Regions from separate parts of the Homo sapiens genome. Here regions 1 and 3 are each linked to region 2. Evidence: chromatin contacts called from ENCODE Hi-C or POLR2A ChIA-PET data. All regions are on one chromosome and are shown on one strand. Each heading gives the region's core, a stretch centred on a gene start or an enhancer-like site at or near the end of the contact. The rest is flanking DNA. Distances are from core to core; before and after follow the strand shown. Region 1 overlaps DAPK1 (death associated protein kinase 1). Region 2 has its middle 160 kb from the start of DAPK1. Region 3 overlaps DAPK1 (death associated protein kinase 1).

Region 1 (3,786 bases), core at 372-2,871, 310 kb after region 2:
TTAATAAGGTGAATGTGTAAGCATCCTGAATAAGGAGATGTTTCAAAAAATTGTCATATAACACATTTTCATAATTTGAGAGCTTTAATTTTTTTTCTTGGATTTTTATTTTAGCCTAAAGATACACAACAGGCACTTAGTAGAAAAGCATCAGCAGTAAACATGGAGAAATTCAAGAAGTTTGCAGCCCGGAAAAAATGGAAAGTAAGATTGTTTGTTGTGGAGGGATTAACAAATTCTGTTTCCTGTGTAGAGTAGTGTGTGGTCAGGGTGCATCTCCTCTGATACTGGTAATATGGAAGATACATCCTTTCCTCTTTTTAATCCACCCTGTAGTGTTCTGCACCATTACTCTATTTTGAAAAACAAGCAAAAACAATATTTTAGTCACTTTAACTGATACCATTAAATGTAATTTTGTGTTGTTTTCATCAAAACTATTCTCAGTGCAAATTTTTATAGCAGCACTGTAAAATTATAGTGAAATTTTTTTCTAATACTACAAGCCACATTTTAAATAAATTCATTCTTTGTGGTAAGCAGCATGAGATTACATTTGTGCTGTACCTTGGGTAAGTGGGTCTCTCAGCCCAGCCTTTATCTGTGAGTGGTTGGAGTGGGGGTGGGGTGGGGCCGTGAGCATTTGCAGGGTGGCCTGTTCTCCTTCCTCAGTGTGGATGGCCTCCACAGGGGCTGGGTAGGACATTGCTCTGAAGGCATTGCAGACCTCCTGGAACAAATCACACTTCAGGGCTAAGAAGGTGATGGGATGGTTTCCTGTGCCCAGGGTCATGTCAAACCTAGAGGAAGTGGGTACCTACCGTGTCTTCCCAGCTCAGGGCCAGAAATGTACCTCGTTTTCACACCTACCAATTTTGGGGTGCCGTGGTAGGGATGAGGAAGACCACAGCACTAGATTCCCAAAAGTCCTTAGAATTAGGCTTAAAATAGAGAGAGAGCAACCATTTCTCTTTCTCGCTCTCATTCTTTAACTGTACTTTTGCCTTAGAGAGTAAATGCAGAGATGTTTGTTCTATAGACTAAGAGGTCCCCCAGCTGTTCACTTCCAACAGCTGTTGCGTTTTGGTTATCACATTGTCTACCATCACTGCTTATGTGGCACAAAGGACACAGAGCAAGGCCCCTGCAGTCTGTGCTTCTCTGAGGGTGATCTGCAAGGGTCAGATCACCTTCTCCAAACAGCAGAGAAGAAAATATAGAGAGAGAAAGGATGTGGGGTGTCCAGCTCTGTAGTTCAATAATGAAACATGGAAGGAGAATCTCTATATCCTGTTGTCTTGATTTATAAGACCTTTAAAATTATTCTTTAAGCAAATACAACCCATTCTGCTGTAGGATTGCCCACCCTGGGAGAGTGTGTGCTGATAGCAATGAACACGATCTCGCAGGCTTTGTCGTTTGTACTCATTTGACAATTGTTACATAAGCTGTCTCTCCTCCTCTCACCCTGCCTTTTTCCTCCCCGCCCTCCCTTTTTTTTTTTTTTTTTTTAAAAAAAAGCAATCCGTTCGCTTGATATCACTGTGCCAAAGATTATCCAGGTCATTCCTGTCCAGAAGTAACATGAGTGTTGCCAGAAGCGATGATACTCTGGTAAGCAAACCCGTGAGCCCTGGTGCTCCTTTCTTAGCACTGGGTACTCAGAATGACCAAGCTGTTCTATTTGTTCAACCTCCCAGGAACCTGAAGTTGTGGAAATGGCAAGCTTATTCTTGATCCCCTCGGAGGGGTTTGGGGGTGCTGATTGATGCACCCTCTTGCTTCTTTCCTCTTTTTTTCTCTTTGATTTGGATGGTGCTGTCCCCCCTCATAGCCCCATACCTCTAACACTACCCTCCACCTCGATGCAAACATAAGCACAGACCACCCCCGCAACACACACACATACACACATGCACAGCAAATGCACACACATAGAGACACACGCACTGATATTTTGGTAAAAGAGAGGCTAGCCAGCAGAAGAGAAAAGAGCTTATCCTAATTTTCATGAACTGTAGCCACTGACATAGAAGAATCTTGGTTAACAGTAGCACAGAAGGGGCAGACAGCCGCCACTCCCTTCCCACACACCCACACCAGAGAATCAGGGAGAATGCAGTGCTGCTTGCTGATGTGTCTCCTAGCAGACCAGAAGGCCAAACCTGCTTGCATGATTGGCCTGGTGTTGACTGCCCAAGGCCCTTGAATGTAACTCCAACTTTCTTAGTTTTAATGTGAACTTTGACAAAGTGGCAAAGATTTATCAAATTTGTTGTTCGGTACTCTCTAGTTATTTTTCCTTTGTAATTAGAAATGCATTTATTTTCCAATTTCTAGCCTTTATTTTCTTTATTTTCCCCTCTAATCCAAACTGAAACCTAATCACAGATAAGCTCTTCAGATACGAGTGGAAGTGTCCGAATTCAACAAGACTTTCCCCTGACAATCAAACAACGGGGCTTTGTTAAGTCAGGAGGTGAAGGGGACTCCAGACAAGGCAGCCACGGTTGTCCTGCGGGAACTACCCTGCCCCTTTAACTGAATAGTCAGCATTTTCCCGGTGGAGCCAAGTACTTCAGGGTGGGAACTGCAAACACCAAGCTCCCCTTTTTTCTCCTTAAGTTAGTAGCTTCACTGAGGCTTCACATCTAGCCTTGTGGAGTGAAATGGGATTGGAGATGTTTGAAAAAAAAAGCAAAAGAGAAGCAGATTAGGGCGAGAAGAGAGAGAAGAGGAGGCTTTGTTTGGGAATTGTTAGAGGGTGGCTGCACAACCAGTGAAAAGATAAAAACTGTGACTCTAGGTAAGATAATGAGAATGATTAAAGATTGCAAATTGAAATCACTGAATATTCAACTGAGAGACAATACATGTGTCACAGTGAAAAGTTTAGGGTAGGAGAGGGACCAAGGGTCTTGTAGGAGCTCCAGGTGGAAAGATACCCTCCCAGAGGTCAGATTCCCTTATTTCCATATTCTAATCATGGGGATGAGTCATAACAATCTGCTTTATTCCTTCTGTTTTCCCCATTTCTCTTGACTTGCACTTTCATGTAAACGCCTCTTAGTCATTGACTTCAATTGTGATAGAAAAGCATTCTTAAACATGCATTTTATACAAATATTACTAAAACCCACATGAAAAGTGTTTGGATTCAGATCTATAGAGAAGAGAAAGCAGATGGAGAGAAATGCTTTCTCCATTCTCCCCCACAAGCAGAGATTCAGCCTCTGTAGATTAACTTTTCCAGATTTGAAATTCCAGTGGTCATAATTCTGTGTTTATAAGTTCAGAAATTTTGTTTAGGATTTTTCTAGCTAATTCCTTAGTTTTAATGTGAATTTTGAAAGAGTGGCAAAGATTTTTCCAGTTTTTGTTCACTACTCTTCCAGTTATTTTTCCTTTGTAATTAGAAATGCATCAGTTTTCTGATTTCTAGCCTTTATTTTCTTTATTTAGAGCCTATTGTTTTAATTTTTATTTTTCTGTTTTTTATAATTGGGACCAGCTTTCAGAGATTTTTGCCGTGTTATTCTATACCTAGCAATGGAAGAAATTCAAGTGATCAGAAAACAATTCTGTAATTGGAAAAATTGCAAATTGAGAATATCTTATTCAAAGGTATCATTTCTTTGCTGCAATAGGCTTTTCTTTTTCCTTATCCAGGAAGAGAGTCTGTGTTATACCTAAAAATTTTCACAGTGGTTTTAGGAACTATGTTTTGACAGATTCTTAAGATAAACACAAAGGGTTACTTATCATCATTATTTGAAATCTGGATCT
Region 2 (3,542 bases), core at 947-3,446:
TACAGAGGCTGCATTATTTGCTTTCCAAGTTATTATCCAAACTATGAAATATTTGCATTTTGGGGACTAATAAAAATAACATAATAAAATGAAGATAATATCTTTAATGCTATCATCTTCCAATAGCTTTGTTATTGAGAAATACTGGTGTGTTTTTCTATTTGCATTTCCAAGTATATACTCACTCAATCTGCCAGAAGCATCCATTTGCCTCTAAGAGGATTTAGAATAATTACATCAGGAATGCACAAAAGGAGTTGATTTTTCTGCTTTGACTACACAAATTGTATTTTTGTGTCTCTAGAAATAGGATCGTTTTGACAATTCTGAAGAATCTAAGTGAAGCTTGGCAATACTGATTCTGCTGCTTTGCTGTAAGTCATAGGATAGAAAGAATGCAAGATGTGCCGGGCATGGTGGCTCATGCCTGTAATCCCAGCAATTTGGGAGGCCAAGGCAGGCAGATCATGAGGTCAGGAGTTCAAGACCAGCCTGGCCAATATGGTGAAACCCCGTATCTACTAAAAATATAAAAATTAGCTGGGCGTGGTGGCGCACACATGTAATCTCAGCTTCTCAGGAGGGTGAGGCAGAAGAATCACTTGAACCCAGGAGGCTGAGGTTGCAGTGAGCCAAGACTGTGCCACTGCACTCCAGCCTGGGCAACAGAGCGAGACTCCATCTCAAAAAAAAAAAAGAAAGAAAGAATGCAAGATGTGATGAAAGGAAAACTTCTGATATACAGAAAGGAGAAGAACCTTCCTCTTCTAGCCCAGATGGAACATGGGAGGGAAGAGAGAAAAACAGAGTGAAGAGGTTGGTTGCCAATGTCTTTGATATCTATCCCTTTCTGCGACCTTAGGGTAAACTTGGAAACTCCCAAGCCTGTCTTTGGGAAGTGGGTCTTTGGTATACCCTCACATCCAACATGGCAGGACTAGCAATGGTGAATAAGATATCTACGTAGACATCCTGAGAAAATGTTACTGGTGCCCCAGAGCCTATGCATGGTCTGCAGAAGATCCACAAACGTGTCCTCAAAGGTTCTGAGATTAGCTGTGCTGACCAAAGATCACAAAGCTATGGGGTCTGTGGAACATGGGGACTCATGACCCCTACCTGACATGCAGCCAGAAGGGACCAGCTGCACACAACAAGCTCCATGCAGAGACCCATAGAAGGCCCAGCCCATCTGCAACTAGCAGATGAAGGACTGGTGCTCAGGGACACAGTATCTCCTCCCACCACCCCAAGGTTATGTCACTTCTTTCATGCAGCCAGATGCCATCTAGCGGGGTGAGGAAAACAGCAAGAAATCTGAAATACTGAGATAGTTGAGAAACAGGCTCTCTCTCTCTCTCCTGGGTTTTTCTCCACCCCCAGCACATGAAAGAATTGTAAGGAAATTTAGATGATTGATAATAAACTATAAAATATAAAATCTGGATTATCATTATATATTTTATGGTGATGGGTAGATTTCCATACTCGCCACAATTACTAGCCTTTCCTAAATTAGGACATTTTCTGGAATGTTCTTCTAATAAAAACTAAGTCATTATCATTATACTTAGATTTTATAACCAAGAATTCCAAAGTCATATTACCAGTCTACTACGCTTTCCCAATGAATCCATCCTGTAAGTCTAATTTCTAAATACACTTGTTGTCCACAAGGTGGCCCTAGAAGCAATAGAATACAGTTCACCTCCAGAGCAGCCCGACCGCTAAAAGGACTCAATCCTTTTTGTTTTCCCATTTATGAGCAATTAACGGAGTGAGAACAGAAAAAAAAAGAGCACAATTAAACATTGTACTAATAAACTGATAACGCGTCTTCAGTGTTTGTTTTTACCAAACAGAGCAGAACTATGAATCATGCGGCCGCGGAACTGCACACCTTGGCTGTGTATGGCACCGAGGCACCTTGCGTTACCTCCGAGGATGTCTGCCAATTTTTTAAACATGCAAAACCATAGTGTCAGTAAAAGAAAAGTTCCCAGAAGACTCGCAATTGTGCAAATGGGGGGGGAAAAAAAACAAACAGGCATCAGCCATCACAAAATTCCAGATTGCCAGATTCCTTGATTGTGGCTTTTAAGCAAAACACAGCCAGCTGCCTGTATTTAACGTTAATTGTTAAGCTCCAAGTCTCAGCCAATCATTTTACTTCTGAGCTGGCGCTGTAACAGCAACACAAATATGAAACTCTCTCCCTGACCCAGTTTAGTGTGGGGGGGAGGGGGGAAGGAGACAATGAATAATTAATTCTGGGATTTGGTCAGCTTTCCTGTGAAGAACACATCGCTAGCTTCCTAAAGCAAAACAACATCTGTGCCTGAAAACTTCTCTTGCGTCTTCAAGATGAGCTGATGGTGTGTTTATAAACCCCGTAAAAATCCACCTCTTATCTCTTCTCCCCACCAAAGAGCCATGTTCGCACTTTAAGGAGTGAGTCTTCTGTTTATGATTGGCTAGAGGGGTGGCCACCTTTCTCATGTGGTCCTCTGCTGAGAACTCACTCGGCTGATGATTTCCCTGTTCTTGACCCTTTGTGTGATTTGAAGGTTTCTCGCTCCTCCCAGATTGCTAACAGCGCCAAGTATCTAGTCTCCTATTTTTCCTCGGGGGATGGATACCTTAGCCTCCTTTCTCGGTCTGGAATGCAAAGAACGCAGCTTCATTTGAGTGAATGGAGAATTCTTTGTAGGCAGAAACGATCTCTCACTCCTCTCTCATATTCCTGTTCAATCTTTCTATCTCATAAACCATAAACGACAGGCAGATGTCTAAAAAAGCATCTGGTTTTTAGAATCCCCCCAGTCACCGGACCTGGGGGGAGGTGTCCTCCTCCAGAGCACACCGAGCAATCTCCCGCAACCAATCTGACTTTTTGAGTCTGGCTTTGAGGTCTTGTTGCCAGAAAAGGGAGTCCTGAATCCAGACCCCAAGAGGGTTCTTGGATCTCACGCAGGAAACAATGTAAGGCGGGTCGCAGAGTGCAGTGAGAAGAGAGAGTTGATTGAAAGATACGCAGTTACAGAGTAGGGATCCTCAGAAAGCAAGAGGAGGAACGCTTCATCTTTGTTTTGTTTTTCTTACATGGGGGTCTTTTCTATGCAAAAGATAAGCTATGTCTCTGTGCAGGTGGGCTGACAGCATGGCAAAATTGCTTATTTTTTGCTGACTCAAAGAAAACTCTCCTAGTCATATAGTGTGTAAATACATCAAATCATACGTGTAATTACCTTAGAAGCATGCATTGTTATGGATATTGGGACATCTGGACATTCCATTGTCATAGGAGTGTGTCCTTGCAGGTATCATCAAGCTGTTTTCTGAACTGTAAACATCTTAGGGCTGTGGGTTGTGACCAGCAAGGAATGTGCCTTATTAGTGTCAAGATGGAGCTGAACTTCAAATGACGTGACTCTGACTCTCCTATGCTCTTGTTTCCCTAACAGTCTGACAAGGTTAACCTTCAAGGACTGCATCAGGAATTGGTCACAGTGCTTAGCAACAGGTTCTCTTCACTCTTGTCA
Region 3 (3,800 bases), core at 1-2,500, 280 kb after region 2:
AAACCACCCCATGTGTGGTCCTTTGTTAGGGCAGGCCTAGGAAACTAACACAGAGGCACCAGTTAACAGAAACTAGATTTCCTGGACTGGGAGCCTACTCGCATGTTGATCTAAAATTCTATAAGCAAGTTAGAAACAAAACAAAACATAATGCCTAATTATGGTAATGCCATCAGGTAACTGCAAAATGACGCAATACATACATCTCACTCCCTGCAGATAGCCTGAGCAGAGAAGGATTGGAGCGGGGGTGGGGGTTTGGAGTCTAACATAAGATAAGGAAGAAATGGACATCACCAGGTTCTGGCCTGCTTCAGGATGGTCACCTGAGTAGCTCTGGATCACATGTCTGAAAGGTTACCATGTTAAGAATTATAAAGTAAAAGTGCTAAGATGGCCAAGTAAGTATTGGCATGGTGGATTGTTCCAGAGAAATCAAGCCAGTTTGGTTCTCCAATCCTAAATGTCTCCCCTTATTTGTTCTGCTTCCATTTCGAAGCACATCTTTAAAACAGAGTAACCCCATTTAGCTTTCTCTCTCTTTCTTTGTGACAGGAAATTCCATTTAATTAGTGCAGTCTGCTATGGTTGTAGCCAAGTGCAGGGCGTGGAGTGAATAATGCATTTTTTATATTTAAAAAGGTAAATTTTGCTGATTTTTTTAATCATGGTAAAACAACATACAGTTTACCATCTTAACCATTTTTAAGTGCACAGTACAGCAGTGTTAATTCTATGCATATTGTTGTGCAACAGATTTCTAGAACCTTTTCGTCTTGCAAAACTGAAATGCTGTGCCTATTGAACAACTCCTTTTTAGCTCTGTGTTTTACTTTGGCTAAGTTAATAATTTCTGGAATTCAGTTTGCCCATCACAAACAACTGCTAAGTTGTATTCAAACATTTGTGCAATATTAGGTCACTTTATGTAGGATCACGGTTCAGTTGGCTCACTCTCTCATAACCAAACTGAGATGCAAAATAATCAGAATACAAATACAACTTTGTTTTTCATTGTATGTCAGCGTGGTGCATGTATGTAGACGAACACATGGTGCCTTGGTCAGCAAGATCAGAATCGCAAGAGCCTTTGAAGAAACACATGCAGTGATTAAAGTGATAGTTTCAAAGGATCTTAAAAGTGGCAAAAATTGTACAGAGCTGAATGTGGTGGTCGGGACTTAGGGAAGCTGATAAATGGGGTGTGTGGCACAGAGCCCTTCAGTCTCCCTGTCTCTGCTTCTCTCTGGGCGCTCACGAACCACAATAGCACACACTCAGACTTCCTCAATGCGTTCTTTTGCTGCCACATTTGTTCTCTCTTTTCTGAGCTCGAGCCAGCTCTTTTGACTTTTTGAACTTTTGTCTTTATTCACAAAGGTAATTTCAAGAGCTCTTGTGGGTTCCACTTCTGGCATCCCGCTCCTCAGATACCTACTATTAGGCAAGAGCAGAGAAGTAAAGTGCATTTGGCAGCAGTCTCTGCCTTTCAAAGCAGAGCTAAATCATGTAAAATAGGTTATTTTCCATCCAGGCATTCTCTTGAGAAAGAAAACCCTGTGTGTGTCTTCCCCCATACTCTCACTTCTTGCCAGTTCAGTTGAAAAGTGTTCCCTTAATGTTATTAAATAGGTATTTTCACTCACTGAAGTGGATTATTTGATTTCTGCACGGTCTTAAGAAAAAGTGAGACAATAGGAGTCTTACAAACAAACCCTATGTGGTATCTGTGAGCTCATAGATCTGTAGTTTTTAGGATATAGTCATAACTTTAGTATCTGCCATGATGTTCTCCATGCTGAATACATGAGCTATAAGTAATATTTGGAATCTCTGTTTATCTCCAAGAAAGACCCATGATCGTGGTTAAAGTTTGGGAAACTGAGGCAATGCTGCTTAGTCACAGCTCCAGGCAGGTGACTATTCTTAGACTCCTTCCCAGGGACTAGACTCTTCTGCATCACTCTCTGGGGTGGTGCAGGTCCTGCAAATTGTTCATACTTCCTCTTAGAAACTCTCCCTGATCTCATATCTTCTTCTTCCTGTTTTGGCCAACTGCTTCCCCAACCTGCACATCAAGCGGGTGTAATGGAAGAGAACTTTGTGGAATTGCGGCTTTAGCTGTCCCCTCACAGGTACTGGTTTTGCCTCTTGCCCAGTTCCCTCTCTTCGCTGCTCCAGTATGTTCCCCATCCTTGTCGTGGGCTCCCCGGCACTGTGGCTGCCGCCATCCTGGCCAGGCAGCTGCCTCTCTCCACCCAGAGCCAAGTCCCTTCCAGGCCCTGGGACTGCCTGTTTGGTGGTCAGGCTCCACTCAAACCTTCCATTTGGCTTTCCCCCACTCTGGTCATACGGAGTCCACATCCAGGTCTTGCTGTGCCCAGAATTCTGGGATGGTGACTGGAGTGAGGGTTGGAGACAGGCAGCCGGGGATGGTTCGTCTCCAGCTGGTACTCCAAGACGGAGAGTGCCTAGGCCACAGGTCATGAGAGCATTGCTTTATTAGATCAGTATCTGCAAGCAGGTCAGTGACAGTCTTCCCAAGACGTCCTTGAGCCCCTCAGAGCATCCCCTTCTGCCTCACGTCCTTGCAAAATGTGGTTTAACAAGCAAATACTTCCAAGAACAACCTCATACTGCTTTTTCCTCCTAATTTGTATTTCCAGATAACCAAGTATTACCTCACCTTCTTCTATTTAACAACTCTTTATTTCCCTGTGTGTAACTTGTTTTTAATATTGTCAAAATTACTGCAATGCAAATGAGGAACATCAGGGATCCAGCGGGACCGCTGGGAATATGTGCTTGTTCCGTGTTGAAATGTCAGTTTCATTTCCAGCCTCTGAATGAAGGCAGTGACCGAGCATGGCTACTGTGAGATGCAAACACTATTCAATTAACAGAGTTACATAGAAATGGGCTCAAGGACCTGGTCTTCCCTGGACGACAGAAGTGTCATTGACGTTTCCCCTAATATTTTGATAGGAAAATTCAAGTAGAGTTGATTATTTCAAAAATGTAGGGTAGAACGTTCACTACTTTTAAGGCACTTGCACTTAGGCATGGGTCTTCCCAAACTGCCTGAAGAGAGGATATGGTTAAACAACTGAGTGGCTTTCCTTGGAGGAAAAGGGAAACTGCCCTTCACTTTACCTTTCTGAGTCAGCCACAGTGGGCGCCTCCCTGAAATGATCTCATTTAATCCTTGCGTGCAACTCTAGGAGAGTGGTGTTACCACCCTGCAGGTAAGGAACGCTGTGCCCCCTCTGTCCACATATAGGTCACAGGAGCCGGTAGAGAGATGCTCATTCTCAGACAGTAGCCTCTTGGAGAGAGAATTCTTTTGTTTGAGTTTTCTAAGCCCTAGGATTCTGCTAAGCCACTGTAGGATTTTGCCTGCAAGGCCCCATTGTCTGTGGGCTGGTTGGCCAGCTTTGCTCTTCCTTCTTGAGAGTGACTTTCACATTCCAGTGGTTCTGGAGACACATTTGCTCCTCCTCCATTTGAAAGCAGTGATTTAGAAGCTTTTGAAAGCCAACCTGGCCTCCCAGGGCCCCTCACCTTTCTGCTTCCTTCTCTAGCGTGGCTGCATTGTTCTTGCCCCTCATTTCTTAGCATTTCCATGAAGTTGGGGGTGGGCAGAAGATGTTCTAGTTTTCCAGTGGGATTGCTGAAGCCTAGGAGTGGGATGGCTTCATGGGGGCTCTGGTGTGATAGTGGCATGTGCCTATATGCCCCTTGCATATGTTTCTTTGAGGGCAAGACTACGTCCTACTCTGGCACCCACAGCACTGAAGACT

What was found. A loop is a pair of places that touch in the nucleus more often than their neighbours do. ChIA-PET counts read pairs that join two places held with the same protein, here RNA polymerase II (POLR2A). Pooled maps may share reads with other maps.
Region 1: a map of Caco-2 shows a loop between it and region 2 (7-fold over the local background). The contact joins two enhancer-like sites. A Hi-C loop is called at or near these places in 20 of 168 maps with a recorded cell type or tissue (CD4-positive, alpha-beta T cell, Caco-2, IMR-90 and 14 more) and 15 of 50 pooled maps. POLR2A ChIA-PET finds 5 or more read pairs at or near these places in 2 of 52 experiments (MCF 10A and WTC11).
Region 3: a loop to region 2 is called in a map of Calu3, with 3 times the contacts of the local background. The contact joins two enhancer-like sites. A Hi-C loop is called at or near these places in 3 of 168 maps with a recorded cell type or tissue (Calu3, IMR-90 and PC-9) and 4 of 50 pooled maps.

Annotation. Positions count from the first base shown.
Region 1 is chr9:87,641,855-87,645,640 of GRCh38, forward strand. DAPK1 (death associated protein kinase 1) reads left to right here. Exons shown (of 26, transcript NM_004938.4): 10 at 115-204; 11 at 1,522-1,614. Among named protein-coding and RNA genes, the nearest start is that of CTSL, 82 kb to the right of the region's middle. Within about 2 kb of position 1,622, at least 3 of the 41 ENCODE cell types and tissues checked have a DNase peak (open chromatin) inside an H3K27ac peak, as active enhancers do.
Region 2 is chr9:87,335,360-87,338,901 of GRCh38, forward strand. No RefSeq gene overlaps it. Among named protein-coding and RNA genes, the nearest start is that of DAPK1, 160 kb to the right of the region's middle. RefSeq lists a silencer at 1,109-1,278. Within about 2 kb of position 2,197, at least 5 of the 41 ENCODE cell types and tissues checked have a DNase peak (open chromatin) inside an H3K27ac peak, as active enhancers do.
Region 3 is chr9:87,612,546-87,616,345 of GRCh38, forward strand. The region is part of intron 3 of DAPK1 (death associated protein kinase 1); the gene reads left to right. Among named protein-coding and RNA genes, the nearest start is that of DAPK1-IT1, 61 kb to the left of the region's middle. Within about 2 kb of position 1,251, at least 6 of the 41 ENCODE cell types and tissues checked have a DNase peak (open chromatin) inside an H3K27ac peak, as active enhancers do.